Regions from separate parts of the Homo sapiens genome. Here region 1 is linked to region 2. The links are chromatin loops, found by intact Hi-C in ENCODE. Cell type or tissue: Panc1. All regions are shown on one strand. Links, peaks and the distances in the headings refer to the core of each region. The heading gives the core; the rest is flanking DNA. Region 1 overlaps LINC00578 (long intergenic non-protein coding RNA 578). Region 2 overlaps LOC105374234 (a long non-coding RNA gene).

What was found. A loop is a pair of places that touch in the nucleus more often than their neighbours do. Peaks named below come from ENCODE experiments on the same cell type or tissue, not always from the same donor. Only the 100,000 strongest peaks of a DNase experiment are listed, where the experiment ranks them.
Region 1: a loop joins it to region 2, with 2.4 times the contacts of the local background. A loop is called at or near these places in 1 of 110 quality-filtered maps.

The regions. Positions count from the first base shown.
Region 1 is chr3:177,464,732-177,481,310 of GRCh38, forward strand. The region is part of intron 1 of LINC00578 (long intergenic non-protein coding RNA 578); the gene reads left to right. Among named protein-coding and RNA genes, the nearest start is that of LINC00578, 31 kb to the left of the region's middle. In Panc1, for the core only: a CTCF peak has its summit at 5,880; no DNase peak of the experiment used is centred there; H3K27ac peaks cover 2,259 bases.
Region 2 is chr3:178,056,992-178,073,570 of GRCh38, forward strand. LOC105374234 (a long non-coding RNA gene) reads left to right here. Exons shown (of 3, transcript XR_001741026.1): 3 at 8,831-8,857. Among named protein-coding and RNA genes, the nearest start is that of LINC02015, 250 kb to the left of the region's middle. In Panc1, for the core only: no CTCF peak of the experiment used is centred there; no DNase peak of the experiment used is centred there.

The sequences.
Region 1 (16,579 bases), core at 4,776-7,275, 590 kb before region 2:
AAAAACATGAATGACTTGGTTTTTCCTGTGTGTAGCAGAGGGCTATGCACTGAACAGGATGCTGAGTAGTATGAACTGATTGATTGATTGATGTGAGAGTAGGAGGGAGACACCGTAAGTCCTGGAAAAGGGAATGGCATTATGAAATTCATGTTTCAGGAGAATGGATGTGGCAGTAAGATCTGTTACTTGAGACTTTCAGACCTTGGAATAATTGCCTGTGTTTTGACATTCTTCTGTAACGTTGGGGAAATAAATGGAACTAATGGGAAAAAAACTCTTCTAGGACATTCTCAGATGTAGCTAATATTGACTCAGCAAAACAAGACTTCGGAAAGGATCCTGGCACATTTCCTTGCTCCCCAAGGTTCTGGGAGTAATTTCCTTGTGCGTGGTCTCCCTTCTGCTTTCTACGTTTACCCACAGTTGTTAGTGCTCTCCACAACTCAAGTAAGATTTAGAATAGGATCTGATCTTCCTTATATTTACCACTCTACCAATTTTTCTTCATAGGAAATTGGATCTTGTACGATTGGCTCACATTTGATGTATAAGATTTTCAACCACCCCGTAAGGACTTAACTTGTTATTCAAGAATGAAATATTCTCTGGTCTACAGGACTCATATTTGGAATCTCCAAACCCGGATTGCTACTGCCTGGATCAGCCCAGCACAAGTCCTGCCAACCTCTGTCTTGGCATGCGCTTGAGTTCTGTGTGTTCTCACATGAAAGCAGAGTTTATAGATGTTCAAACAGAGAGAGCTGAGAGTCAGTGATGCTAAATGGTTACTTAAGGTCACACAGCTCTAGGAGAAAGCCCCAGATCTTAAAAACACATTTCAGGAGAATCTGGAAAGAGGAAGACCATTTAGAAAATGGTGAGGTTGGAATTATTTAGGACCATTTATAACTAAGGAGGGAGTGTGCTCCACATGTGCTGAATGACACTAAGCCACTGACATAATTTGAGAAATTTCTGGGACTTAAAAATTTTTGTTTCATGACATACAGAAAGGTAACAGAATCAACTTTCTGTTGGGCAGGAATTTAAGATGTAGTTGGTTCCATGTAAGTGGCTGTAATTTCCACAGTTTTGAGTTAGGCCCTTCTGGTGTTTTGTAGCTGGGTATCGCTACCTGCAACTGCACAGCCTTCTGTAGATTAAAACATTAATATGAACCATTCATGATCTTGAGTTCCAATTTTAAATTTCATTTGTCTGAGTACTAATTTATAAAGATGAAAAAAATTCAATGTGGGTAATCCAGCTTTTCATTATGTATTAGTTGCATGCTGGGAAAGAAAGATACAGCAAAGACCCTGCCCTCAAGGAACTCACAGTTAGAGGAAGGGCGAGAAACCTCATCAGTCATGGTGGTGACAGAAACATGGAAGTAGTCCACCCTAGAAACCTGGGAAGTGATACCTTATGTGTTGAAGGATGTGTTAAGAATGACTTGAATTAAAGAAAGATGCAAAGAATACAGCATGGACAAGAACACTGAGTTGTAAACAGATGTTATTTCAATATGAGTCATCAACCAAATTAACATCGGCGGAGATATTTTCTCTATCTCAGAGTAGAAGTTTTAGTGCATTTCTAATTACATATTTTACATGTTTGTGAAGACCAGTTTTTCCCATTTTTAGATCTCTGGTTGACTTTGCTGTTGCTCTTCCTGGTTCCCTTCCTTAACGTCTGCTGTTCATATTTAGATGTGCACTATCATTTGGATTTCAACAAGGAAAAAGATAAAGATTACATCGATTAAATTATCATCCTGAAAAAGACGCTTAAGGAGGCAGTTTGGTTCACAGATTCATGTAAATCCAATGCATGGAAATGATGTACAACAATCTCTCATGTGAAAAGTCAATTGGAAAGTGATAAAGTTCAGGCTTTGCCCCTGGTATTTAGTTATTTGAATTTTGTGGCAAAACTCCCCCAAACTCATATTCTAGTAAGTTGAGTGTGACTATTTTAATACTAGCAGTCACAATTTTAGGGAGACTCAAGAATTTTGGATTCAGAGAGGTGTGCGTTTTAACTCACTGCTGTGTTTTATTTATTTATTTATTTATTTATTTATTTATTTATTTATTTATTTATTTTTGCGACAGAGTCTGTCTGTGTCGCCCAGGCTGGAGTGCAGTGGCGCCATCTCAGCTCACTGCAACCTCCACAACCAGGGTTCAAGTAATTCTCCTGCCTCAGCCTCACAAGTAGCTGGGACTACAGGTGTGCGCCACCATGCCCAGCTAATTTTTTTTGTATTTTTAGTAGATACGGGGTTTCACCAAGTTGGCCAGGATGGTCTTGATCTCCTGACCTCGTGATCTGCCCACCTTGGCCTCCCAAAGTGGTGGGATTACAGACGTGAGCCACTGCACCCGGTCACTCACTGCTGTTTTTACTTTGAGCTAGTAACTTAACTTCTTTGAGCTTCAATTTCTCCATTCACAGAATGGAAGAGAAATATCCAAGTGCTATTTTGGGATAAAATAAAAAACATTTAGTAATGCTAAGTACAGGACCTGGAACATAGTAGGTGCTGAATAAATAACTGTTATTATTATTATTTTGCTACCTTCATTCCCTCCACAATATCATATTGCCTGGGGATTCAATATGTGACATTCAGAGTCCAACTTCATAGTCTGAGGTGCAAATTAACTGCCAGAGTGATTGAGAGCGTAAAAGATCAGCTCCTCTATTTGTCAGTAGGAGTACAAAGTCTAGAAGTCCAATTGGCCTTCTGCAACTCCTTCCCTGTTATACACTCAGAGAGCTCCTGAGTTTCTTGGGGAGAGTCTAGTCCAGCTCTGCTCTGTTGTGATGTGCTGTGCTGGTGGTTGTGAATGACAGTGAATGCTAGCATGAATAAATTGAGTGTGAAGTGGAGATGGTGAATGCGGTTCCCAGCTCTTAAGGTGGCAGTAGCTGTTTGGGTGGTATTGCCCCTACACCAGCTTTCACACTTTTGTTGGCTACCAGTTCCTTAGTGTACCTGGCACTTCTCTCACCAAAGAAGAGAGGGGAACAACCAACCAAACAAACCCAATTTTACTCCTCACCAAATACACAATAAATTGTTGGCACATTTTGTTGGCTATGTCAGGGCAAATGGCCAGAGAGATCATTGCCAGGTGCCGTAGCAGGTGTCTGGCCCCTTATTACCCATAGTATTCCAGGGCAGCACGCTTCCATCTAGCAGGGTTGGGAATCCATCTCTGCGGGGAGAACTAGATTCTGGGAGCAGCAGCCCATCTTCTAGCAAGATCAGGGGCTGGGATTTTATTTTATTTCTTCTTACTTTTTTGAGACAGGGAGGGCCTCACTCTGTTGCCCAGGCTAGAGTGCAGCGGTACAATCATAACTCACTGCAGCCTTGACCTCCTGGGTTTAAGAAATTCTCCCACCTCATCTTCCCAAGTAGCTGGGACTATAGGTGCATACCACCATGCCTAGCTAATATTTAATTTTTTCTTTTTTTGTAGAGATTGGGTCTTACTGTGTTGCCCAGGCTGGTCTTCTTGAACTCCTGGCCTCAAGCAATCTTCCTGCCTCAGCCTCCCAAAACACTGGCATTACAGGCATGAACCACTGTATCCATCTCTAAGGGCTGGGATTTGATAGCAAAATGATCTGGCAGGATCTTGCCTCCATGCCTATCCTGTCAGCCAAGTGTTTGTGATTGCAGAAGCATTAGTGCCTTTCTTGGCAGCATTAGGGGGCTGGGGTCCAACCTTGAGGTTGTGGTTGGTGTGATACAGTGAGCTTATGGCATGATTCACCACCACAGTGTTCATGGCTGGGGAAGCATTTGTCCCTTCCCTGGTGTAATTGGTGTGGGTGAGGCTGGGGGCCAAGTCTTGCAACTAACTGGAATTGAATGCCTTGCATACTTAGCAGTGGCTGGTTTCCATGGATATTTGCAGGAGACCCATTCCTTTTTGGAAGACAGACTATAGAGAGTGACCAGAGACAAGGTAATCCTTATCAGTGAAATACTGATCGACTATTGATGTTACAGTTTAATATGAAAACTAGAATTGCTTTCTTCTACTTTGTTAGCCATTAATATAAATTTATTTATTTTTTCCACTTTAAACAACAAAGTAATTGAGGGCTGCAGGAGTTTGGCATCTGATCCTGTTTCTTGGGCTTGTAGTAGGACCTTGTTATCTGCAGTGGTAATGAGTCTGACCTTAATCCATAACACCCTTGATAAAGATGTAGAGAAGCAAGTCCCTGTGGACTTCCATGTAGTTGTTTGTTCATTCATTCATAAAACTTATGCTTACTCATGATCTGCTGATTACATGGAGCAGACTAATGGAAAAACACTACTTGGGGGATTAATAGCTTGCTCAGAAAGGAAGATGAGCCTGTGGTATAACCAATGTAATAAATGCTGCAGCAGGAGTAATTGCGAAGTTCTCTTGAACTATAGAGGTGGGAGTAATTAACTTGGCCCTGAATAACTGGGGAGAATTTCACAGTGGGTATGCTATTCAAGTCAGGTCTTGAAATGGGAACAAGAGCTTCCCTGGTGGAGTAGAGGTGGAAGGACTTTCCAAGTAGGGAGCATCACTTGTGCAAAGGCCTGGGGGTGGGAGGACCATGACTTATTCACGAAGTGGCAAAAAACCAGTAGGGCTGGAATCTAGGTTTGAGGCTGGTGGTGGTGGGGGTGTGTGTGAGAAGAAAAATAAGGGCCCGTCTGTGACTAGGAATGTGGGAAAATCTGTAGAGTGGAGAGAATATTTAGGGGTGGGGGAGGGGTGTCCCACTATAGGCGGGAATTCAGAAGTCTGCTTTTCTAAGACAGGATTTCCCCAAATATGTCCCATGGAGCACTAGCCCCTGAGATATTCTTGGACTGAGAGACTTGCAGACAAACAAGTATGGGAAACGCTGCACTATATATATCTCTCTATATATTCACATATATGCAACAATATTATAGAAGCTCTGACAAGTCATGTAGGAAAAAAATCTGTTTAACTCTGTTTGACCTCATATTTTACCAACTCATTTGACCATGATTTGATTTTGTGTTATGAGGTACTTGCTAATATCCCAGAGAATTAGCATCCTTCGTTTCACGTATGGGAACGTTATTCTAGGGATATGTAAACTCAGAAAGTAGATCTGGAAGGGGGAGAAGACAAGTTGGCCCCATATTTTGTTAGCTAAGGTCCCAAGAGGCCACTGTCTATGAAAGCTCTGGGCTGTTGATTAATGAGGACACCGAAGGCAGATACCCGGAAGAAGTAGAGACAGGTCTTTAGCACTTGGGAGCAATATTGAGGACCCAGCCACAGAGGGGGTGGTTTTTGGGGGTGTGCACCCAGCCCTAGAGCGCTAGACAGTGGCATACTGATACATTAAGGTCAGAGTAGACTCTTAAGAGAAGCCTGAAATGAAAAACAATTTTTTAAAGAAGACTGGGTTGGGAACAGTTTACATGAGACCTCATGCGTTCTTGCAAAGTCTCTAGCCCTGTGGGGTGGGGGTAGGGTGTGGATGGATGCTAAAGGGGATTTCATTTCCAGAAGCTCAGAGAATGAGATCATCAAGCACATCCAGTCTCATTCTCTCTCCTCAACTCACTCCCTTCTGTTGCCCTCAGGACATATTCCTGTCCTTAATGTGGCTTATAAAGTCCTTCTTTTTCCATTCCCTGCTGCTAGCTCCAGTGTCTTGTTTGAAATTCTCACCCGCCCCATGCTCCAGAACCCCTTGCTGTCCACCAACAATGCCGCCCTCTGTCTTGTGCTGTTAGAAGCTACCTCCTTTCAAATGCTTATGATGCATTAGGTTCTGTGCTAAACACTTGACATAAATTACTTACGTATAGTGTTTACAGTAATCCTATAACGTAGAGGTGCCACTTAGCAATGTATTTGGGATAAATTATAGAAATATCCCACTCACAGTGGCTTAAACAAATATGGGTAATTTCTCCCAGATATGAAGAAGCCAGAGGGAGGCAGCTGTCGAATTCATTCTCGGTGATGCCCCTACAGGCCCCAGACTGTAGCTTTCACTCCATCTTCCTTCACTGTTTGATGATTGTCTTCGTGTTTTGACCTCATGGTTGCAAAGTGGGTGCTGTACCTCTAGGCATTGTGCTGACATTTCACTTTACCTAGAGTGTGTGAACAAAGCCTTCCCAGAACCCCTCAACTGTTTCTGTTTTTGTCTCATTGGCAAGAGCTATGGCCCATAAATTTCCCAGCGGAAGAGAAGCTGGGAAATTGGGGATTTAGCTTCCTACTCTTTATAGTTGAGGGAGGCAAGGATGAAATGGATTGGAAATGGGTATTAGGGTAGCCAACCCTCAGGGCCTGCTTGATAGGCATTGTTATTCCCATATTAGAAGACAAAGCTGCTCAGGAGGCTAAATTAACTGGCTTGGAGTCTCATGGCTGCCAAGTGTCAGAGGCAGATTCCAAGCTGACTCCTGGCTCCACAGCCTATGGTGGTTTCACTGTTTCACATAGGCCCCTTCTCAAATTCTCAAAGTTCACCTCAACCTCTGTTTACTGAGCATCTACTACATCTAAAGCTCCCTATTGGTGTCACATATGGATACACAGATGAGGAAAACATTGTTCCTGCCCTCAGGAAGTGAATCACCTTGATGGAGGGAGACAGCTATGCACATTGCCAGTTTAAGGTAGTTTTTTTTTTTTTTTTTAAGACATTGTCTCGCTCTGTCACCCAGGCTGGAGTGCAGTGGCGCGATCATGGTTCGCTACGACCTTCGCCTCCTGGGTTCAGGCGATTCTCGTGCCTCAGCCTCCAGAGTAGCTGGGATTACAGGTGGGCGGCACCATGCCTGGCTGATTTTTGCATTTTTAGCAGAGATGGAGTTTCACCATGTTGGCCAGGCTGGTCTCGAACTCCTGACCTTAGGCGATCCACCCATCTCGGCCTCCCAAAGTGCTGCGATTACAGGGATGAGCCACTGCACCTGGTCATGAGGTAGATTTTAATGGTTAACATCACTGGGGCACAGACAGTAAGTTGTGGGTATTCTGGGGGGAAAGAGAGGAATTCTGCCTGGGGGATTCAAGAAGCCTCCCTGGAGAAGGAGAGTTTTATCTGGGTCACCTGTATGTAGATGTTTCTTTCATAAACATTGTGGTGGTTAGTTTCTGTTTCATTAAACCTAAGGTAAGTTTAACGTATTTTGTTCTGGGTCATCTCAGGCATTGTTTATGGAGGAAGCTAATGCAGAGATATAATCTTTGAAAGTAAATCAACTGACCATGTTTCTGTTCTTATTTTAATATCTCCATAAAAACCGTAATCTTGTACTTTAAACCAAAATTTGTCTAGTCTATGAAATTAAAATTCATGAAGTAAAACATTCCCGAACAGTAATAAACACAAGGCAATTTAAAATAAGCATAACCCATTATATATTTTCCTAAACAAGTTTAAGTGTCAGGTTGCATTGCATAAAGAAAAGTTTTTATATTCCAATTACACAAAGGAATAAAATGACAAAGGAACCATTTTTAACCCCGACACAAAAGACAATACCATGTATTGTTCTTTCAGTGGGAGAAAAATTAGTTACAATAGATTTGAGAGAAAGTGAAGTGAGAATGATTTTAATTATAGATCTTAGCCCCCCCCAAAAAAAAAAAAAAAAGAAAGCCCTCAAAAGATAAAGGGGCAAAGGGCATGATCAGAATGTTCACAGAAGAGGGAAAAACAAATGGCAAAAGGCATGTAAAAAAATGGAAAGCAATAGAGAAATGCAGAGAAAAATGATGCAGACATCATTTTCTCTCTGTTAAATTAGCAAAGAATTTTAAAAGGATAAATCTATGGCAAGAATTTGGTGAGATGGCAATTTCATAAGATTGTTGTAGGACTGTAAAGTAATATAATCTTACTGGGAAGCAATTTAATGGTATATATCAAGAAACTCAAAACATTGATACGATTTAATCCAGTAATTCCACACTTAGAAATAATTTGACATGTTAAAAAGATATATACACGAAGATATTTATTTCGGAATTATTTATCATAATATAAACATGAAAATTTAAACATTTATTAATAGGGGATTGGTCAAGCACATTATAGTATTAATATATTATAAGACACAATGATCTCATCATTACGAAAAACATTTTGAAAACCTAATGATATGAGGCAATCCTAACATGATGTTAAATGTATAAATAGTGCAATTGCAACTGTAAAAAAACATTTAATAGGAAAAGTCTGGAAGGAAACATCAAAATGTAAGTTTTTGTTGGGCTTTGGCATTTGGAAAAGTTTATTTTTTTAAATCGTTTTTTGTACCTTTTACATTTTCTTTATTGAGTACATGTGATGTTCATGAGAAAAAAGAATGATAATAAGTATGACCCCTGAATCTGCCCGGTGACATTGAATGCCCTTTGTTGCGTCTCTGAGACATCAGCCTTGCAGCTGAGCCTTGTGGCTGGATGACAATCCTGAGCTTGACGTTTAGAAGCTTTCTCTTGGGGAGGCAATGGCTGCTTCAATTCATCGCAGTCCTCGGCCAGCACAAGATCGTTGAAGAAATCCCCACAGGATTGCAGTATTTGAAGGGCAAGGCAAGGCAAGGAAGCTATGACTGAGACATCTCAAGTTTCCCATTGTGGTCAGGTTGCAGGCTGCCCCCATTCTGGCTTAGCAATGGGGCAGAGCTGTCAGCTGTGTGCTTGGAATACAAACGTGCTGTTCAGGAAGACAACTTTACAGAGCATCAGCACCTACATCTGGAGGGCTTTATCATCTCTGTGTGACAGCCATGGCGTCCACCAGCTGACCAACTCTAGGGTAGCTGTGAGCAGGCTGTAAACCCTAGGGAAGTTTGTGATAGTCCTGGAGATGAGGCAGGATAACAAGCCAACGATAGGCAGGATTGACTGCCCTAGTTTAGTGTCTAATTGTGGTGCTTCTCTAAATTACATAAACTCTCTTTTCTTGATAGGACTCGGTTTATTTCATCCATGGAGTCTATCTAGGCAGTTATAATAATAATGATAGTCACTCAGCACATATGCTGGGCCGTTCACCTACGGTATCTCATTTAATTGAATCTTTGCTAATATCCTTTGAGGTTGGTGTCATTGTCCTCATTTTATAGATGGGAAACTGACTTAAATCTCACCAAATTATGGGAGAGCAGATCCAGGATTCAAAGTCAAGTCACTCTACTTCCAAAGCCCATAATGTCTGTAACCAGAACACGAATGTTTCCCCCAGTTTAGTCATTTTAGTGTTCACTACCTTCACCAAAGCCATGCACCATCTAAATGCTACATAATATTTAATATTATAATATTATTAATATATTACAATATTATTATATATATTATTTAATATAATAATATTACATATTTTTAAGTCAATTTATTTTTTTCCAGTTAAAAAAATTACCCTAATCCTAAACAATAATTGATGTGAAATCATGAGTTTAATGTACTCGTTGTGTTTTTTCTAATATGTACAGTAAAAAAAGCTAGAAAAAATGTAAAAGGTTTGATCCCTGTATTTTCTAAAATACTTGCAATACCAGGCGATATGTACTGCACTTTGGGAAACTACATTATGGGGTCTCTTTGACTATGTTATCTCTTGGTGGGAATATTGTTATGGCAATTCCTGCATTAGAGAAGGAACTGACTTACACAGTCTTTAAGGATAACAATAACATCAATAATCTAATGATACTCTACTCTTGCCAATCCAGAGATTCTCTCATGATTTTATAGTTTCCATGAACAACTGATATTTTGGGGGCTTATTATTGCTGGATGCTCTTACTAGTATGCCAATGATATCTGTAGAGAGTTCATATGTTTCTATTTTTCTGTAGCATCCCTCTTATGGTGGTAGAGGTAACAGGAAATTAAACAGTTTCTCTTCACTAATGGTCATATCTTTCTGCCCTTGGTAGACTCTAACTGGCTGTAATTGCTTCTTTTTGATGTATCTATCCCAAGGCAAATGGTTGCTCCTAAGAGCGTCATCTTTTCCTCCTGTTTTCCATTCTAAGCCCAGTGTCCCACATGTGCTGCTCCCAGGCACAGGCACTGCTGCACGGGGCTCCCCAGCTCAAAGGTCAAGCACATCAGGCTTTGAGAGATCAGAGCAATGGGGCTGGCTCTTCCATGGGCATCTCACAGAATGCCTGTGTAATATAATTTGCAGCGTCAGTGTTGTGGAGCAGCTTTGGGGACCTCCTAGGACCACTTTATTTTGCTTAGCAGTGTGAGACCTAGCTGGATGGCTGAATGCTGTCAGTCGTGCATTTGGCCGTAAAACATTTATCCGATATAAAGTGTCACAGGGAAAAGTTAACATTGCTTCACCCCGTGCCATAAATGGATGACACTTTCAGGATTGTGGCGCTAAAGACAGAGAGTCTGAGAAAAACTGGAAAGCAGCAAGCTTGCCTCATGAACAGAACACTCAGCTAGGGATTAGCAGGCCTTGGTTCTCATCCCAGCTCTGCCAGCTGTGTGACTGCAGGAAGGTCCCATGTTTTCTGGGCTTCTGTTTCCTCATCTATAATGATATCTGCCTCACAGAACTCCCGAGAGGTACCTCGAGCGTGCAACAGCACGTTGTCAATTAGAACATTTCTGCTGAGGTCGTTGCTATGATGCATCCTCATATAAAACGAGGGAGCCACAGCAGTGAACTTTGGACTTTTCCAAGCTCTAGAACGCTGACTCCGGGGAGCAGGCAGAGGAACAGAGGGGTCTGAGCACATCACACAGGCATATTTGGTTAGCTGTGCAAACAAGATGGATGACAGTGTCCTCTGTTTCTATTAAGCTTCAAAACTTATTTGGGAGATATGGATTTGGGAGCTGCACTGAGGCAGAAACAGAAGAGAGAGAAATGAAGAAATATTAACAATAATCCAGACATCCTTACTCTGAGGCATAGTTGAAGGGAATCAGTGTGGCCCAGGAAGGGTAATAGCACCAGGGATAACCACCAAATATCTTGTTCATTGGCCAAAAAAACGACGACGACGACAACAACAATGACAACAAAACACAACCCAAGATGTGTTGAAAAATAGAGTGGCTAAACCCAATTATTGCATTACTGTGTTTTCTGGCGAGATGGCAATAAAGAGTTGTGTGACCTCTATACATGGTCATCTTTTACAGAGTGATTTAGTTGTTTTTTTTTTTTTTTTTTGAGATGGAGTCTTGCTCCATTACCCAGGCTGGAGTGCAGTGGTGCAATCTCAGCTTACTGTAGCCTCTGCCTCCCAAGTTCAAGTGATTCTCCTGTCTCAGCCTCCCGAGTAGCTGGGATTACAGGCATGCGCCACCACACCAGGCTAATTTTGTATTTTTAGTAGAGATGGGGTTTCTCCATGTTGACCAGGCTGGTCTCGAACTCCTGACCTCAGGTAATCCACCTGCCTCGGCCTCCCAAAGTGCTGGGATTACAGGCGTGAGCCACCGTGCCTGGCCCAGAGTAATTTAGTTCTGTTATCATGTTAACTCCCAACAGCCCCCAAATTTAGGAAATGATTTTAACAATACTGTGATTTTTCTAGTAATAGCTCTGTGCAAAGCATTTTAAGAGGGAAATTGTCTTTAATCCTTATAGCAGTGCCATGGAATAGATAGTATCACCTCCTTTGTACTGAGGAGAACACAGAGCAGGGTGGTTCAGCCATGTTCCCGAGGCTGACTGCTTAACAAACAGCAGAGCAAGGGGCTCAGATCCTGCTCTGTTTGACTCCAAAACCTATGCTCATGGCTGAATGCTACTTCAGTCTTCACTCAGTAATTCTTTCTGAGAGGGTAAATCAACATCGTTGAGGATTAAAAACATGACTTCTATTGACGCGATTGCCAACTCTTGACAGACCATTAAGAGGAGCAGGGAAAAATATGTCGCTGAATATGAAGTTTGAAGTTTATTACGTTAGTTATCATTCAAATAGGTTTTGGAAATCACTTATCTAATTAGCTACGATGATTATTCGTCAGTTGTTTCTATGGATACTACTCATCTTATTACTCAAAATAGACACTCATTTATGTGCTTATTTCTGCACAGTCTAGTCATCAGCATCTGATAGTTCTGACACAGGAGGGAATCCTGTTTTTTTTTTTTTTGTTTTTTGTTTTTTTTTTTAGTGGGCCGTTTACTGGCTACACTGAGTCCTATCTTGTAAATACTCGTAATGCACTTCCTCAGGCTTTGAAGTAAGTGAATAAGCGCAGCCCTCATGGATTTCATAGCTCGAGAACAGTGTTTCTTAAACTTGGCTACACATTGGAATCACCTGGGGGTGATTGTCCACTCACAGAAATTCAGAATCTCTCCAGGGTAAGACCCAAATATCATTGATCTTAAAATCTTCCAGGTGTCTCCAATGGACATCTAAGTTTGAGCACACTGGCTCTTAGGGTAAACAGGTGCAAACATTCCTAAGCAAACATTCACAAAATTCTCTCTCCTCACAGGCATGCTAGAACATGAAACTGATTGGGTTGGACATTAGACTCACTGGGTAGTGGGGCGGGGAGGTGGGCTTATAGACAGACTGATGCCTGGCCCCCACCCTCGTCAGATTTTTAATTAAATGGTCCCTGGAGAAGGCTGTGCTTAGCGATCAGTATTTTTAAAAAGCCCCTTAGGCCACTCATATAAACAGCCTGGTTTTGAACCACTGAGTCACACCTACTAATCTCGAGAGAAGGCCCAAGGCTCAAGAGAATTATGTTTCCGTTGCATTAATTTCCAGTAAGGCCTGATGCTTTTCTTTTTTTTTGTTTGTTTTTGTTTTTGTTTTTGTGACAGAGTCTCGCTCTGCCACCCAGGCTGGAGTGCAGTGGCGCAATTTTGGCTCACTGCAACCTCCACCTCCCGGGTTCAAGCGATTCTCCTGCCTCAGCCTCCTGAGTAGCTGGGATTACAGGCATGGGCCACCATGCCTGGCTAATTTATGTATTTTTAGTAGAGATGGGGTTTCATTATGTTGGCCAGGCTGGTCTCGAACTCCTGACCTCCAGCGATCTGCCCACCTCGGCCTCCTAAAGTGCTGAGATTACAAGCTTGAGCCACCATGCCAGCCAGCCTGATGCTTTTCAGCAGACATCTTCCTGGTTCTGAAACGAAGAGATGAAGAGTGAAAAATTCAATTTAAATAAGATTTTCCAGCAGTGTAGGGTTGGGGTGGAGCTCTAAAACCATCTTGCCAGCCTGAGTTATTGAATACCAATGTCAGGAATAATTGAAGCAGCAGCACAAGGGGTATCTGTGAGGGGCGGAAAGGTCTAGTTTAGTTGATCTATTTGACCTTGTTTGCTAGATGTGAAGTCTTCTTTTCCTCGCAGAAATGAAGAGTTTAAAACAACAACAAATCAATGACCATATCACATTGTATTGGAATATTGAAAATACTCAGGCTGCTTGATAATGTAAAACAGCCATACTTATATTAATTATTCAATAATAGGCAGCTATCTATATTTTGAACTTTTTCCTATTGTTTCAGCTAGGAGCAATTCTGCTTCTCACACGTGTAGCTTGCTTGTCTGTTTCTTTTCCCTCTTTAGACTGTAATAGTGCTGAGTTCACCATGGCCCCTTCATCATAATGAGAAAGAACTTTTCTAATGACTCAGAGATTTCTAAATTAAACCTAAAATGTTTATTACAAAGATGCTGGACACACATTATGCATCGCTGTTGCAATACAGTAATATAATTCAGATAGAAATTATCTTTGCAAATGGCAATCAATTTTTGCTACTACTTTTTGCATTCTTGACAATCTAGTCACTGGGCTGTGGAAAAGTGCTTTTACTTGATTATTTACACTGTTGATAATCACTGTGGTTTTTGGCAGAGCTAAGGCATTATTTCACAGACCTGCATTGCAATAGGGAACGGGTGTAACTTCAAAATACTGCCAAAGTTCCTGTGGCTTTAGCCGACACCAAGGAATGTACAAACTCAAGCACAATTCTTAGGAGACTTCATTCTTTTACAGTGGTTTGCCACAGGGCAGTCCACATGCAGGGACAAGTTAAACAAATATGGTCCCTGGAGAAAGTGGGCTCCCCTGTAGCCCAAGAAGTCTACTGCTGTGGAGGTCTTCAGGAACTATCTGCATCTCCCACTTAATGCCCAGGACACATATCCTCCCACTTAGAACTTTGGGTTTAAAAGGGAGGAAACATATTTTAAAGTATTAGATAATTCAAAAACCGGCCAGGCACAGTGACTCACGCCTGTAATCCCAGCACTTTGGGAGGCCGAGGTGGGTGGATCACCTGAGGTCAGGAGTTCGATACCAGCTTGGCCAACATGGTGAAGCCCTGACTCTACTAAAAACACAAAAATTAGCTGGGCCTGGTGGCAGGTGCTGGGAGGCTGAGACAGGAGAATTGGTTGAGCCCAGGAGATGGAGGTTGGTTGCAGTGAGCCGAGATGGCACCACTGCACTCCAGCATGGGTGACAGAGACTCCATCTCAAAACAAAACAAAACAAGACAAACGAAAAAACAAAAAACAAAAAACAACCCCGTGGTGCCACTGCACTATTTTCAAAGGGAAAAAGAGCCACCGCTCCAGGCTGAATGTTTTCTTATAGATCATATGCTGATAAAGAAATGAACACAGACCTGTAATGTGGCAGATAACCTTTTGCAAGCGACTGCAAAAGAATAAAGAAAGATAGAAGCAGCGGAAAGAGCTATATTAAATGACTGCCTTATCACTCTTAGACAACTCCTACCTTTGATTTTTAAAAAATTTAAACATTTCAAACAAATCGTTATGCCATAGTGGGATGCTCTTGGGAAACACAAAAACAACAACAACAACGACAACAACAAAAAGAAAAAACAGACTCTGACTAGTCCAAAAACATCTCAGCAGGCAATCTAAGGACTAGAACTGATTTAATTTCTTTCAAAAAACTCTCCTCTATCATAACAAAGGTGTCAGTTATAAAGGGGAACATCTGTTTTGCTAGACCCTAAACTAAAACCTCTGATTCTTTTCACATCAGTCATTGAACAGCTGTCAGATATATGAACAAGTTTTAGACACCTGAGAATTATGACTTTGAACACGTGACCTAGAGATCCTCTGCCCCTGTTATCACTTCCTTGGGCCACCCGCCATGGCAGACTACACAGTCATTATAGAAAATGCCATCACCCAGTTTTGTTTGAGACTACACCAGCATGTGTTCAGCATTTTGAGTATTTTTCTGATTTAAGTAGCACTTATTCCTGATTGCTTTTGGTCTTGTCCCTGTCCTATTTTGTGATACTACTATCTGCCAGCCACTAAAGTCAGAAATTGTAATTATCTTTAATTTACTAACCCTGGCTGATCTTTGGCCATTGTGGCTGGTGAATTCTTCTTTTCTTCTTGTGCGTTACCATTACCTGAATTCAGGCTGGCATTATTACATTATCATCCTCTTTGAATAGCTAAGGGGCATTTTGGCTCCTTTAACTCGCCACCCATTCTTCCCTTTACTGCCAGATTTTCATCTTAAATCAGAGATCAAATAATCTCATTGCTATGTTCAAGTTTTTCCATGGTTCCCCACTTGTCTTCAAATTCCTTATCATGTTATTCCTCACTACTCATGTTAGTAGTACTAACACTACTCATGTTAGTAGTAGTCTTCTAACACTACTCCACCTGGCTCTGCTGCTCCACTGAAGACCCTTGATTATAATCTCAGCTCCAGCTCTGCCTGGTGATTTTTCCTTACTAACAGCGTATGTAGAATCCTTCCATGTTTGTGTTAATACACAGTTGCTCCCGCTTAGGACTCCATTCTCCTCTTTCTCCTGCCATCATAATACACACCTCTTAGAAGGCTCATATCTAATGTCACCACAGAGAAGTCTTTTCTGCCTCAAGAAATGGAATACTTCGGCCGGGTGCAGTGGCTCACTCCTGTAATTCCAGCACTTTGGGAGGCTGAGGCGGGCAGATCACGAGGGCAAAAGATCGAGACCATCCTGGCCAACATGGTGAAAACCCGTTTCTACTAAAATCAATAAAATAGTGTGGACTTACATACTTTTATATGAGCTTCCTACAGACCAGAATTGCATCTTCTTCATCCTTCTGTGCTCAATATTTGGCCCTCTATCTGTACATTGTAGGTGCTCAGTCAGTGTTATATTGAATTAGGATTACAGAGCACTGGCTTTCTGTGTGGTAGTTCATGGGAAGCTTCCTGCTCAGTGCCTATCAGGTGTGCCATTGCGTGATATATGAGTTGATCTGAATGCCCCTTGAGTTCCTTGTGAGCTTAAAAATTGGAGGAATATGTAATCCCAGCACTTTGGGAGGCCAAGGTGGGCAGATCACGAGGTCAGGGGATCAAGACCATCCTGGCCAACATGGTGAAATCCCATCTCTACTAAAAATAGAAAAAATTAGCCAGGCGTGGTGGTGCGTGCCTGTAGTCCCAGCTACTCGGGAGACTGAGGCAGGGGACTCTTTTGAACCCGGGAGGCGGAGGTTGCAGTGAGCTGAGATTGTGCCACTGCACTCCA
Region 2 (16,579 bases), core at 6,761-9,260:
GGGTAGAGAGCTCAGGCAATGTACACAAAGCCAGTTTCTTAGAATACTTACTCATCTCACTGTAATGTTTTTAATATTTTCTCTGATGTTGTAACCCTACTCTGGGAAAGAACATGTGAGACTGGCTGAGGCTGCAGAAAATGTATTGCAGTACTCATTAATGAAGGGGAGAAATTTTTATCACTTAATCCCTCTTTAATCAATGACCACTGCCAAAACAACTAATGTTTATTATATTTATAACTTCTTTTGTAAGTATGTAGGGGAGGGGAGTGTTAAAAATCCAGATCCATCGCATTGCTTTGAAGACAATTTCAAAGTATGTCTTACCTAGCTGTATATACTATTTTGTAAATGCTGGGCAGTAAATGGTTAATTCATAGCCATAGCATTTTCCCATAACATTTTGTGCTACAATTAAGGTATCAGGTAAAACGCATTGAAAGTCTTTCAGAAATTGATGCACAAAGCAGAAAACACATTAATAGGAGTACAATAGACAATTTTAGAGATAGCAGATCATCTTTCCCATCTTGCTTGAGAAACAGATGCTGAATAACCATCATATTACACAAAGTGTCCTTCAGAAACACTAAATGTAATTAGGAGTAGCTGTTCCTTGGAGAAGAAAATAGCATAATAATAAGAGGGTTGGTGGCACATATGAAATGGAAGAATTACATAATCCTCTGTATATTTAATGCTACATAAAAGGTTTTTATGTCCAATGAGAGAGCCCATCAGATAAGAGAGCTTGGTAAATGAGCACATTTGACATTGAACCATGTTGAGGGTCAATATTGAGATTTTGACTTTATTTATTGTTGTTATTGTCAATTTTTATAACAAACATTGAACTATTGATTACATGGGGGGCATTATTTTTTTGTTTTTTAAAGAATGACTTCTTTTAACTTTTATTTGCCTTTCAACATTACAGCCACCATTGGGGTTTCTTAGATAACAGAACTAGACTTAATCAGTAGAAATTATGAAAATAAGAATAATTTTGAGTGTCTGTCTATATCTATTATCTAGCTATCATCTCTCTCTCTCTCTCTCTCTCTCTCTCTCTCTCTCTCTATCTGTCTACCTACCTAGCTATCTTTCGGAAGGAACTAAAGATTCCTCCAAGGTCCCTTCTCCACTTCAAGCCAATTTGATTCGTAAGATTCTGAGGGCATTTCTGGAATCTATTTTAAAGGTAATATGGCAGCAAAAAGGAAAATGTAATAATACCACAGGAAGTAATACAGGGCCGAGTCAAGAAAGCTGTGGGTCATAGGGAGCAGATGGACTATTTAGGAACAGACCTAGGAAGGAGACTATAAGGCCAGAGAAGGGATTTTCCATCATTAGTTGTTTATGGAAAGTGAGTAAAAATACTCTTATGCATCATCCCAGTTCCCATGATGTTTTGAGTGTCTTTTCTATAAAGAGACTGTTATAAGAGGTAAGATTACTAGCAGTACATCCAAGGGACTGCAGCTGGTTTACCTAATCCTTTATACTGTGATTGGTAAAAATCACACAAGGTCCAGGGTAAGTAATGAGGCTGACATATCTTTAGGTGCATCTTTGTTACAAGTTTTGGATCAGCTTTAAAGAAATTGTCCTTACTTTGGCTAAACAAAGAGACAGTGTTTTATCTTTTTATTTTCTAAGGTACGTGTCTTTTCTTGTCCGCAGCTTATCAAACAGAACAATTACATCAGCCTTTCAGATTTTTAAGATGCTAGGCTTTATACCTTCCAAACAACACTTTTTGTCACCAGTGATGTTTACAGTAAGACTAATAGTGGGGAGCTTAACAGAGAGTTCTTTCATGGCCTCTCATATGACCTTGCTCCCTGGCTATCAGCGTGACCGAATAGACCCCAGTACATTATTGCTGACACGGCTTCATTCAAACTGTAGAGATGAGACGTCTCCATAGGCACACCAACTACAAATATAAACATCTGTTGGGTCTATGCAGAAGATAAAGTAACCTCTTAACAAAACAAAACAAAACAAAAACCCAAACATATGGGTAAGGTGTAGATCTAAGGAAGCTCGAATAAGACATTTTAAAGTTGGGTTTTTAATTAGATTGGGTTTGCTTAGAACATCCTTAGAGGGGTCTACTAGGTGAATTTAAAAATAGAAGTATGATAAGATTGGGTAATATTAAAAAGGAGACAGAGCAATGAGATTGAGACTCATAGAGAAATTTAGGACACTTTGCTAACTGTATATAGAAAGTAGCTTTGGAAAAGTACATAGAGTTTCTCCTACAGTTCTTGGCAGTCTTCCAAAATCAGAGTCAGAGTTCTTTGAATTTGGAAAGAGGGGATTGTTTAGAGATAGGGTGTCTATGGGGCCTCTGGGCAATAGGAATACTTTGCTTTTCAAACAAGAGGTGATATGGCTCTGGCATATCCATATATAGTTAGGTATCAGTGTGTTGTCACAGGGAGTACTTTAAGACAGAGCCATGCTAGAATTAAGAATGGTTAATCTAAGGAATGGAACCTACAGATGAGGGTGCTAAAACGGTTCTGGAAGAGAAAAAAGAGAAGCCAAACTAAAAAGAGACCAGCGTAAGTAGCTGAGGCTATAGAAGGGCTCATGGTTTATAAAGAAATAGAAACTGAAAAAAAGCAATTACAAAATAAGCTGCACTGCAAGTCCACACAGCTCTATCAGAGGCTATAAATGCTATTAAACTCATGGGGTAGTTTAGTTTTATACAATAAGGAAATATTGCTTGCTCTTACTTAAATCTGATATTATTCGCATCATTTAATTGCTAGTTTTCTAGGAGAGGGTCAACAGTAAATGGTTAACATTAGTGGCATTAGCCCTCAGCAAGCCTTGACCACTGAAAAAAGTAGTGGGTAACTTCCATTAAAATCAAAGTGGCAGGCAAAACCTCAGAATGCTTTCATAGGAAGGGGTTGGAAAGCACAAGTGCCGTCACTGAGGACCATCCTATCAAGATGAGCAGCATACTGTGTTTCTCTTTTCTTCCTTGATGCCTGGTACAATGCATGACACATAGTTTTTGTTTTGTTTTGTTTCGGCAATGATTTGTATGTGTGTGCGCCGTATGATGGGTCAGCTTAATGATTTCTTGTTAATGCTCAACTGAAATCTTAGTGTAATATCCTTTAAAATGTTCTTTGTGTTCTCTCCGCTGCCCTCCCCGCAACAACACATTTAAAATGGGAAAGCTATAAATAAAAGAAAAAGGAAAATAAATTAGAGTACCAAGTAAAAAGATAAGAGAAACCCCAAGTAAGAATAAATTTCTGGATAAGAAAACAAAATCGCGTGAGTAATAGCAGGAGCATTACATAATTAAACATGATATTTAAAAGTGGGGCAATGGGGTAAATTGGAACACATGTGTTTGGCAAAAGGAATTCATTTGTATGCAGAAATCAGGATTTTCATCAACTGCTCTTATAGTAAGTCTAAATTTCCATCTTTTGCCTTTGTACTTTTCCATTACACACAGGACATTATAACCAGATCAGCGGGGCAGCCAAGAGAGCAGAATTTATATTTCTAAATGAAAGTTGATAGTTAATAGCCTAGCTGCATAATGAGCCACATTTCTTGTGCAGAGTCCAAGCTTACACTGATTGCCCAAGTCTAAACAGTGACCCTCCCAAGGCTGATGATTTCCTCAGTAATCCCAGATGGCCCATGCTATGTGAGGCCCAATAAATCAACCCTATCTACAATATTTTTGCTGGAAACAGGGAGAAGCAGCCACACTGGGCTTTCTCTGTGACAGTGAGGGAGGCACGATATATACAACTTAGCTTACAGCAAGTTTCCATTCATAGAGGTGTCAGATACATTTAAACCACCTTGCAATTCATATTTTAAAATGAAAAATTTACCTTAGCATAGATAATTTGTGTTTTCTTGAACAATGGAGGATGCAGTGATGAGAAATACAGTAATTGAGGGTGAAATTCCTTGTAATGGTGATAGCTTATGTTTATTAAGTGCTTTCTGGGAGCAAAGCATTAGGTTAAGCCCCTTCCATGCATTATACCATTTAATCCTAACAAAATTCTGATGAGTTAAATACCACTGTAATTCATATATTAATGAAACAGAAACTGAGGTTTATAAAGGTTAAATAACCTGCTCAAGTAGCAGAGCCAGGATTTGAACCCTAATCTTGTCTGATGCTAAATCCCATGCTTTTACCACAGTATATTTGCTTTGCTTCAAAATATAATTGGGCAAAAGAAACCTAAAATTTGTTTGTAGGATCTCTCTGGGTAATGCTTTAATATCTTGTATCAATATAACATGCCTGTTCTAGAATTCAGAGAATTCTAAGACTCATCTTGTTGAATCCCTTCTGCTCCCGTATGGAAAAGAAGAGAATAGGGGATGAACATTCTTCAGTGGTAAATGACTATCATCTTTGCCTCTCACATTTGACCTATCTCTTCAGGCTCATGATAAATGCCATCTTCCCTAAGTAAACTCTTCCAGAACTACACTCCCACCAAAGTAAATATTAAGCATTTTTTCCCATGCTGTCCCCACCATGCTTTATGGATATTATTCTCTTCTCTGCACTTCTCCACAGATTTCTAGGGGACAATGTCTATATCTTACTCACAGCTTTATTACCAAAACGTAATGACAGGCCAAAAAGAGATTCTGGAATTGAACTCAATCTTATTTAGAATATTCTGCTTCTATTTCATCTACTTTAGTGTTTTTGTTTGCAATTTTAAAGTGCCCAAGAAATGAGAGGAAAGAACAAAGGCCAACTCAGTTGGTCAATTTGTACAAAATAACTTGAGCCCTGGCCAGGTGTCTATGCTGTTGAATTATTTGTCACATGGTTCCCAGGTGAGAGTACTCTGATGATTCTGTTCCAATTCATCACAATAGGGTGGAGAAGTACCACAGAGCACAAATTGTGCTGATGATGGTTGTTCAGTGCATCATCCTTCATATTTGCCAGAATTAATTCAAGCAGTCATTCAACGAACATCATTTGTACATTGAACAACATTAAGTTGGAGAGGGATTAGAAGACATGGTTTTCAGGAGAGGAAAATTACACAAATGAACATAATGGCAGAAGTCTGTGTTTTCAAAGACTTATTTTCCATTAGAGAAAACGTAGAATTTTGCTCCCTTATATATTTAGTATTTATTTTGTTTGGCTTATCACAAAAGCAATTTTTATATGGATAACACTTGACAGTTTACAAAGCACTTCCACACTCATTTATTGTTTCACTTAGTTTTCAAGATAGATCCTAATCAGCATCCTGCTGATGCTGAAAACCAAACACACTTTGTTATTTCTTGCATCCAGATTGTGGGAATTAGAGGCAACCACTGAATGGCCATGCTAAATTAAGGTCATGCTGATGACATAGAGAAAATGCTATTCTTTGGTTATAGATATTAAAAGATGCATTTCCTAGGCTAGACTTCTATATCTTTATAAATCAGCCCCCAGTTCCATTTTTAGCTCATAGCCTAAGGAAAACAATAAACTATCTCCTGCCTTAAAAAACAGCCACTTGAAATCACAACAATTATTTCATGCTAGGTCACAACTTTAATTTTTAATTTTTATTTTATGTTATTTTTTATTATTTTACTTTAAGTCCTGGGATACATGTGCAGAACATGCAGGTTTGTTACATAGGTATATGTGTGTCATACCGGTTTGCTGCTCCTCTCTACCCATCATCTAGGTTTTAAGCCCCGCATGCATTAGTTGTTTGTCCTGATGCTCTACTCCCCTCGTACCCCCACCCCCTGACAGGCCTCCGTTTGTGTTGTTCCCCTCCCTGTGTCCATGTATTCTCAATGTTCAATTCCCACTTATGAGTGAGAACATAGGATGTTTGGTTTTCTGTTCCTGCATTAGTTTGCTGAGGATGATGACTTCCAATTCATGGGTTGCACAGTTCCATGGAAAAAGCACGGTTACCTAGGATGGGTAGCATGCTTGCTTAACACCTCCCTTAGCTGGGGGATGGGGGATCCCCTGCCCCTTGTGGCTCTCAGGTGGGCCGCCACACCACACTGCTCTTCCTTTCTCTTAGTGGGTCTCACCAGCTGCCTAGTCAGTCCTGATGACAGAACCTGGATACCTTAGTTGCTGGTGCAGGATTCGCAAGCTGTTTTAGTTCTTTTCAGTGGGAGCCTCTGACCACCACTGCTTCTAGTTGGCCATCTTGGCCCCGATCACAGCTTGTTATTGTGATGCTGTCTGCCCATTATGATGCTGCACCTCAGGCCATTCCTGCACTGTATTATAACCAACCATCATCAATAAATGTAAGAAAACAGGGCAGAATATTTTTTATTACGGTTGTGTTGTTTTTAAAAAAGAAAAGTAGAAGGCAAATAACAGACAAACAGAAAAAAGCTTTTGCACATAAATGGCTTGTGCTTTTTTTCCGTAATAAAAGCACCCAAATCAGTTTCCCTCTAATGGGAAAAGTTGATTGTGTTTTAGAGAATGGCACATGGCTTCAAGGATCAGTTAAGTGAATTTTATTAGGACCCAAATGGGTGATAGGAGATTAATGTTTGCCTTCTTGAGAATAGCTGTGCCAGCTTCCTCCCAAGAAGGAAGCATGATGTAACTCGTTAAATACAGACAGTCAAGATGAGCTCCTCAGCCAGCTGGCCCCTGAGTTTCACACACCCCAGGAACTGACAGTGCAACCATATCCCACTTAATAAGAATGCAGTCTTACTTTTAAGGATGGCTCTAGGCCTGGTCATTTCCCTTTTGAAATGGCAATTGACTCATAAAACCTTAGGAAAAAAAGTGTTTTGGAAGGAAATCAAAAAGTTAAGGCATATACTTGCTTAACAGTGAATGTTCTCCAAAATAAAAAATGTCCCATCAATACAATTAGTACCAAAATATTGCCCACCACCAAAGTCCTAGTAAGAATGCAGAAATATTGGCAAAGAAAAGGTGACTCAACACCTTTCATTAAAAGAGGAAAAGCTAAAAGTAGTTACCTAGGCTTTTGATTCATCTGTTTTCTTCTTCTAGGACCAAGGAAACTAAAGGCTATGAAGTGCTATCAGTTGAGCAGATGAATCAGAGATTCACCTCATAAAATATCAGTTAAAAAGTAATAATTAAGTCATTTCTGTTTTAAAACATAATTTCCTATAGGAGGAAGGATATTCTGAAGATGGTGACAATTTCTCTCTGACTGGATTCAGAAAAAATAAGCTGATAAAGCATAAGCAACTTAGATTAGAATAAGGAAGACTTTCTTGATGAGGAGAGAATGCCCAATGGTTGAAGGGAAAAGTCTTGAAAAATTGACTATATTTTCTGTTGGAATGGGTCTAGTTGCAGTTCTGATAGGTAGAGTTGAAGTTTTTTGTTTTGTTTTGTTTTGTTTTTTTGAGACGGAATTTCACTCTTGTTGCTGAGGCTGGAGTGCAATGGCATGATCTTGGCTCACCGCAACCTCTGCCTCCCCGCAACCTCTGCCTCCCAGGTTCAAGCAATTCTCCTGCCTCAGCCTCCCGAGTAGCTGGGATTACAGGCATGCACCACCATGCCTGGCTAATTTTGTAGAGATGGGGTTTCTCCATGTTGAGGCTGGTCTCGAACTCCTGACCTCAGGTGATCCGCCCACCTTGGCCTCCCAAAGTGCTGGGATTACAGGTGTGAGCCACTGCGCCCAGCCACGATTTTTTAAAAGAAATCTTTCAGCCCCCTAAATCTTCTTAAAATTAACATTTTTGTTATGAAATAACTATACTGACATGCAGTTGTAGGAAACAATGCAGAGAGGTACCACACTTTACACAATAACTCCCAATGGTAACGTTTTGCAAAACTGTACTACAATATCTCAACCAGGATCTTGATGTTGATACAGTCAAGACACAAAACAGTTTCCTCACCACCAGGCGGTCCCTCTCGCACCCTTATAGTCATACTGACCTTATTCCTCCTTACCTGTTCCTGACCCTTGGCAACAACTAACTTGTTCTTCATTTCTAAAGTTTTGTGATTTCAAAAGTGTCTTATAAATGGAATCATACAGTATGTGACCTTTCAGTATTGGTTTTTATTTTTATTTTTTACTCAATATAATTCCCTGGAGATTCATCAAAGTTGATGTGTATACCAATGTTTATTCATTTTTATTGCTGAGTAGTATTCTTTAGTATGGATGTACTGCAGTTTAACCATTCACTCATTGAAAGAAATCTGAGTTGTTTACAGTTCTTGGTTACTATGAAAAAAACTGTTAGAAACTTTCATGTACAGGTTTTTATGTGAAAATAAGTTTTCATTTGTTTGGGTTAAATGTCTGGGATTGCAACCGTTGAGTTATACGGAATTTTCACATTTAGTAGAAAACTTTCAAACTGTTTTCCAGAGTGGCTGTACCATTTTACATCCTCCCCCACCCCCACAGCCATATATGAGTGATCCTGTTTCTCTGCATTTCTATACACCAGCATTTGCTGCTGTCACTCTTTTTTAATTTAGCTATTCTGATAGGTATATAGTGGGCTGTTACTTTGCATTTCCCTGATGATTAATGAGATTGAACCTAATTTCAGCTTATGTGAATACCATCTCTCTAGTCCCTTTGGCTAAATGTTTGTATGTGTCTTCTGGCCATTTTCTAATTGGAATATTTATTGTTGTTGTTTTTTAACTGTTGAGTTTTGAGAGTTCTTTATGTATTCTAGTTACTAATCCTCTTTCAGGTATGTAATTTCAAAATATTTTCTCCCAGTGGGTAACTTGTCTTTTCATTTTTTTTTTTTCTTGCTCTGTTGCTCTGTCGCCTAGGCTGGAGTGCAGTGGTGCAATTATGGATCGAGGTTAACTGCAGTCTCAACTTCTCAACCTTGTGAATTCAAGCAATCCTCCCACCTCAGCCTCCCAAGTAGCCGGAACTACAGGCATTTAACACCACATCCAGCTAATTTTTAAAAAAATATTTTGTAGAGACCGGGTCTCACCCTGTTGCCCAAGCTGATCTCAAACTCCATGGTTCGACCTCCTGATGCCCAAATCCTGGAATTACAGGCATAAGCCTCTGCACCTGGCTGCTTTCTTCCTCTCAAGAGCTTTTCAGAATTCAAATGGTTTGAAACTTTATTGAGATTAAAGTGATCATTTTTTTTTCTTTCTTTCTATTTTGTTATTATTGTTGTCGTTTTGAGACAGAGTCTTACTCTGTCTCACAGGCGGGAGTGCAGTGGCATAATCTCGGCTCACGGAAGCCTCCACCTCCCGCATTCAAGTGATTCTCATGTTTCAGCCTCCCAAGTAGCTGGGATTACAGGTGTGTGCCACCATGTCTGGCTAATTTTGTATTTTTAGTAGAGACGGGGTTTTGCCATATTGGCCAGCCTGGTCTCGAACTCCTGGCCTCAAGCGATCCACCCGTCTCAGCCTCCCAAAGTGCTGGAATTACAAGCATGAGCCACTACACCTGGCCCAATTTTTTTCTTTTATGGTTCAAGTCTATGAATTCTTTTGTCTATGCTTAGATCCTGCAAATTTTTTCCTAAAAGTTTTACAGTTTAACATTTTACATTTAATTCCATAATTCATTTTGAGTTATTTTTTGTAATAAAGTGTGAGGCTTAGGTCAAGGTGTTTTCTTTTATTTGTTTTTGTTATTGTTGTTTGTTTTGTTGCTGTTGATGTCTACTTGTTCCAGTACCATTTGCTGAAAAGACCATCTTTTCTCCATTGATTAATTTTGTAAGACCATAACTCTTAACATCAAAGAAGACACAACTTTATCTATATTTTCTTATATCTAAGAAAAGCAGTAGTTTTTGTTTAGAGAGTGCTAATTGTGTGCCAAAGCACTATCCTAAGCTTCTTATATATCTTTACCCATTTCCTTGCCTCAATGACTCATTACTCATTTAATTGTCTTAATAACTCCTTGAAGTAAGTATTATTGTTTCCATCTCACAGATAATGAAACTAAAATTTAGCCAGGTTAAATGATTTGCTCAAAGTCACAAAGCTAGTGAGTTGGAAAGCTGGGATTCGGACCCAAGCGATATTCCCCTAAAGACTGTGCTGTTAACCTTCATGAATGCTGCATTATTTACAGTGCGCCAGATATTTAGCAAAATACTGAACATTTTGCTGTTTTTCTCACTGTTATCACAAGGCATTTCAACTAACGTAATAATAAAAGACTCTCTCCTCACATCCCTTTTTTTAAGTTTCATGTGTTTGATGTTTTATTCATATCAAAACCCTCATGTCCATGAAAATACAATTTAAGAGTCAAAAAGCATAAAATTATATTTCCAAATTTGGAGTCTGTTTCACAAGCTGAAGCGCACAGTTTTGATACCTTGACAATCTTTCTGTTACTTGCAAACCAACTCTATTTCATAGGGTCTAAACACACGCACACACACACACACACACACACACACACGTACACACAAATCCACTGGGGAATCCCAGTGCTATTGTTATTAGGTACTAATACAGCTTAGGATTGTTTACTAAAATCAACTCCTATTTCCTTTTTGATTTGTTCTTTCAGTTTGTTTCCTGGTTTCTTAGAGTAAACACAGCAAGTATTCATGATAAATGAAGGCACTATGGAAGGAAACAACGCTAGCTGTGCTGTCAGAGAAAAATTGAAAAAAAGTGGCGATGCAAAATTTCCAACATGTAAATATTTTCTTTCATATGCAGGCAGAAAATGGGATATTAAAATATGAGCCAACAATAGATTATTAAAAAATTTCTACTCAGTAAAAATGAAAAAAAAAAACAAAGAAAAATCATCTTTTACTGTAAGGGCATTTTGGAATCTTCATTTACAAAAGCATTTCTGAAGTTGCAAAATCTGACACAGATGAAAGATAAAAGAGCCAGAAATTCCTTCTCACATGCAATATCAAACTGACTTGGGTTACAGGAACGCTGTTAAACTGAGTTTGAACAATCCTTTTTTATTGTGTTTATCTATGCATGAAGCAACTTGTCATGTTCTTCTCTTAAGTAAAAAGCACTGTCCTAAAAATGGTACTTGTAGTAGTTTGCCTTATTGAGAAGAAGAAGAAGGGATAAAATCTAGTCTGAATGGTTTGAAGTTCCAATATGAGAGCTACTCGGTATAATCCAAAAGTCCCAAGATAGTTTAAAATTGTCATCCTGATTTTCAAATATATCTCCAAACTAGATTTCCAAATCTTCTGAGATGTTTTCATCACTAAAGCTGGAGAAATTGTAGATGATAGACATCCAGGAGATTGGTTAACAATTGCTGGGTACAATGTCTACCACTGATGAAGCTGCTAGCAGGTAGAGATGAAAGCATTATGGAACATAAACCACATAGATAAGTGACATAAAATACAGCACTTTGGAATCTTGGTATGCACCTGCCCTTCCTCTCCCATTCCCTGCTCCTCAACACTCTTGGCCTTTCTTCTGTTCTTCTTTGTTCCCCATTTCACTTTCCATTTGTGGAGAGTTCATATCATGTATTAAAATGATACTAACAGTTGGTGGTTCTCTGCAGTCCCACTGCTTTGAGAGGCTGAGGTGGGAGGATCACTTGAGGCCAGGAGTCTGAGACCAGCCTGAGCAAGATGGTGAGACCCTATCTCTACCAAAAAAAAACCTCCCCAAATAATAATACTAATACTCAATGAAACTCTGGATTTACACATATTTATACCTAAGGGAAATTGTAAGCTACAAATTTATTTGGTGTAAGGGTCCTTGGTGAAGTAGAAAGATAGAGTGAACACTGTATTTATACTTTTTAAAGGATTCTCAGAACATTAAAGAAAGCAAAATCAAAGCTGTTCTTGTTGGCTCAGGTTATATAAAATTTAGGGCATTCAGAAAAGGCTAAAAAAATTAATTTTCTTTCTGTTTTGCTTCTCCTCAGATAAAGATATGCAATATTGCAGCAAGACATTTAACTGTGTAGGTCATTTGTGTTTTATTATAAAAATCAAAAATGTATTTCATTTTGTGTTTCATTATAAAAATCAAAAAGGGCAAAAGTAAAGTAAGTAATTTGTGTTTTGAGCTTCATTATGAATATCAAAAAGGGCAAAAGTAAGGTAGAGTGTAGTACATGGAATCATCAGTGTCTCTGAGACTCAGTGGTGAGACAACTTCAAGATAAAGAGGAAAGAGAATAATTTGCCTTTTTTTCTCTAACCATGTACAATTATGAACTTCCGAATATCCTACTATTCTTTACCAGATCCCCTGAGTCATCTTTTTAAAGGTAAACCAGATTATGTCAGCTTAAAACCCTTTAGTGGCTTTCCATCTCACTCAGGATAAAATCCAAAGTCCCCCCATTGGCCTTCCAAGGTCCTTTACATAGACTGACCTCCAATTACCTTTCTGATCTCATGTCTTCTGCTCCACTTTTCTCTTCTCTGCATCGTCAAGTTCTCTCATTCATCTGCCTGGACTGTGTTTTCCCCAAATGTCCTGTGGCTCATTCTCTCACCTCCTTCAAGCCCTTCTCTCACAGAGACCTTCCTTGGATGCTTTACACAACCACCCTCTATCTTTACGTCTACAATTTCTCATCTCCCTTGGCTTTATTTTTCTCCTTAGCATTTTTTTTCAAAATATAATGCTAAATATCTTAAATATTTCTTGTTTTTTATTGTTTTCTTTTGCTTTTTAAAATTCCCTACTAAAGTGTAAATCCAAGAAGTGCAGGAATGTTTGGGTTTAAGTAAAATATGTATATGGTACATACACACAATGGAGTACTATTCAGCCATAAAAAAGAATGAGATCCTGTCATTTGCAACAACATGGATGGAGCTAGAGATCATTATGTTACATAAAATAAGCCAGGAATAGAAAGACAAACATTGCATGTTCTCATTTATTTGTGGGATCTAAAAATCACAACAACTAAACTTAATGACATAGGGAGTAGAAGGATGTTTACCAGGGGCTGGGAAGGGTGTTGGGAGGCTTTGGGGGAAGTGGGGATGGTTAATAGGTACAAAAAATACAAAGAAGGAATAAGTCCTACTATTTGATAGCACAACACGGTGACTATAATCAATGATACCTTAATTTTACATTTTAAAATAACTCAAAGAGTGTAATTGGATTATTTGTAATTCAAAGGATAAATGCTTGAGGGATGGATACCCCATTCTCAACGATATGCTTATTTCACATTGCATGTCTGAATTAAAACATCTCATATACCCCATAAATATATACACCTACTATGTACCCACAAAAATAAAAAATAAAAGCATATAAAACATGTCCTGGCATATACTATGGTCTCAGTACTATGTACTATTGGTGAATGCTTAATAGATGGACAAGTCATGCTTTAAGAAGCTGAAAGAAAATTAGTCATTTCTCACTTGACATTTATAAAGAACTACAAAATGGGGGAAGCAGAATTGGCAAGGTCATTGGTTGGATATCTACAATTAAAATGTTTTTTTTTAAAGGTTATTTATGCAGTTTCCTACTTTGGGGTGTAATCATGAGAGAGGCCTACAGGTCTACTTAAGTTACTCAGTCAACTAATTGAAATTTCTATTCTTATTTTGCTGCAGGAGACAATCCAGTTATAGTGTCTCAGCCCACAGAACAGTGCCAACATTGGTACAACAAAACAGAATTTGGCTTAAAGAGGGATTTGTTCCCCCCTCCCCCAACCCCTGTTTATGCTGGATGAGAAAAACTAAGCAGCTTTAAGCAACTTTGAAGTTTTTCAGACTTGGATTTGATTCCCACCTCTGCCAGTAATTATCTATGTGAACTTGGCTAATTTGCTGACTCTTTCTTAACTTCCATTTTTTTCTTCCTTAATAAATGGGGCTATGTTAGATGTTGTGGTAGTTTCCTGTGGCTGCTGTAACAAATTACTACAAACTTGCAACCTTAAAAAAACCCAGAAATTTATGCTCTCAGTTCTGGAGGCCAGAAGTCCGAAGTCAGTATCACTAGGCTGTAATCAAGATGTTAACAGGACTACACAGCCTCCAGAGACTTTGGGGTAGGATCGTTTCTTGACTCTTCCAGCTTATTGCGGCTGCAGGCGATCCTTGGATTGTGGTCACCTCCCTCTAACCTCTGCTTCTGTCTTTACATTGCCTTCTCCTTTCTGCCTGTGAAATCTCTCTGTCTTCCTTTTATATGGACATTTGTAATAACATTTAGGACCCACTCAGATGATAATCAAGAATTATCTCATCATCTCAAGATCCTTAACTTAGGCACATTCACAAAGACTCTTTTTCCAAGCAAGGTAACGTTTACAGATTCCAGGGATTCAAATACATACATATTGGTGAGGGCATTTTTCAGGCTATCATAGGTGTCCTCTTAGGATCGATGTTACAGTGACTGGTATGTTTAATGAATTCAGTAACGTTCCTCTTTTTTGTCTTTCCCTTCTCTTCCTCCAAACCTCCGTAATGTTCCCCTGTAGCACTAACTCCCACCCCTAATATTATGAAACAGGCTATGCCTGCCCTTAGCATCATTGCTGCCTTTCAGTTTGTACCTCCATTATCTAGTCTAAAACAGACTCTGGGCAGTTGAAAAAAGAAAAAGAAACCTTTCCTATTCACACGTAGCTTCCATTCTGGTGTGGGAGATGAACAGTTAAACAACCAGTTGCAATATAAGGAAGAACAATATACAATTTACAGAGACACATCTGTAATGCACCGCAGGTTAAAAAAGGAATTAGTAATTATTATTGAGAGGTAGGAGCTAGTGAAATCTTGGAGCCAATAACATTTGAACCAAACCTTGAAGATAAGAATGTCAATGGGTTAATGATGTTGGAAGAAATTTCCAGACAGGAGAAGGACACAGAGGAGAGCTCTCCCTTGTTTCTCCGAAAAACCAGTACCTTCCACCTCCCTTTGCTGCACTGTACACTCCCCCGGCTCTGTCCCAGGCAGCCCACCCAAACCTGCTCTTTCCTCAATGCCTCATATGGCAAAGTGTCCTCTTCTCTCAATCTCCTACCAATTAGCGGCTTTAAACTAGGTGCTAAAAGGAAAAGCATGTGATTAATCTAACTCACTATATGGTGTGTGTGGCTGATAACTCCTAAAATCTCCTAGAACAAAAAGAAGAGTTCCTTACCATAAATAAATCTCTACTGGGATTGTACGCCATGTATAAAATTATATGCAGGAAGAGTGTGTTTCTAAAATCACGCATATTAAGGAACATTAAGAAAATGATAAGCATAGAAAATATTTTTCAAATGATAAAAATGCCTAACTAGGCAGCAAAGATTTTGAGCTATAGACAACCACTCTTTCCATTCTCCATGATGCCAGTGTTGTTAGGAGAAAAGGATTCTGCCTCCCAATCTTATCCATACCCCACCCCCAAAGAAAGGAAAGAAAAAAACTTATTTTTCATTTTCTCTTCACATTTTCTAAGACACTAGTTGGGAAGCAATGGACAGAAACAAATCAAGCAACCCTCCCTTTCTTTTTTTTTCCAGCTAATTCAGAATGAATTGAATTTACACAAGCAACAGTGCTTAAGCAAAACCGTTCCTATGGTTACACAGAAGGTTTTCTAAATGTGGCACAAGATGCAGGCAGCCAAAATGACTTGACTGTTTATGTTAAATATGAAGTCTATTCCCTATTGAAATTTAATGATCTACTAGCTGCATTTTAGCAGCTTGCACCCTGATAAAATTAACATTTCGAATACATTTGGAGAGATAAATTGCTTTAGCAATTGGCGAGTATTCACTCATATTTATTGGATCACATCAGTGATTCAGATGAAAGCATTTCCTCCTGAACTATTAGAAATTGGGTCTGCAAATTATCCTCATCTCTGGGCCTACAGGTCCCCAAACACATTCTATTATCTTTATGTAGGTTAGCTGGTGCCAGATGTTAGTCCTCACACTTGACAAGAGAGCACAGCAAAATATATATATTTTTTCTTTTATAGCAACTAGACAGGACCAGCACTGATTCTCGTGGCATTGCTCAAGTCATCCAGTGGTTCTCAAATGTTCAACAAGGTGAACAGTTCAGACAGGGTGAAGTCTGTTCCCCCATCTCCCTCTACTTCACGTCCTGAATGAGAAAGACAATCTGTGTGTTTTAAAAAGCTGGCAGGAAATTGGATCTGGGAAAGATATATTCACTGCATATTTTAGCTGACACCATTCAAATTTGCTACATAAGGGCGTTCCTTGATGTCTGTAAGTAGGAACCTCCCATTCAGCAAAAATAGAAAATGAAAACAGGCTGCAGGATGCCACTCTCTCGTATTTACTTATGTATTTAGTTCAATTTGACTAATGCTTATTGAGCTTCTTATGTAGTCTATTAGACTATATAAGAAGGACTATGGATATAAAGAAAAAATATATATTTCCTAAACACAGATAGCCATTGGTCAAGTAGAAAAGATGGGCAATCAATACTGCCATGCCAGGTATTTCTTCTCAATAGCAATCTATGTGTAGTTCTATACCATGTCACCATCCTCCACGAATATAATCACGCCAAACATAAGATTTTGGTTGTCAGGAAAGGATACTGC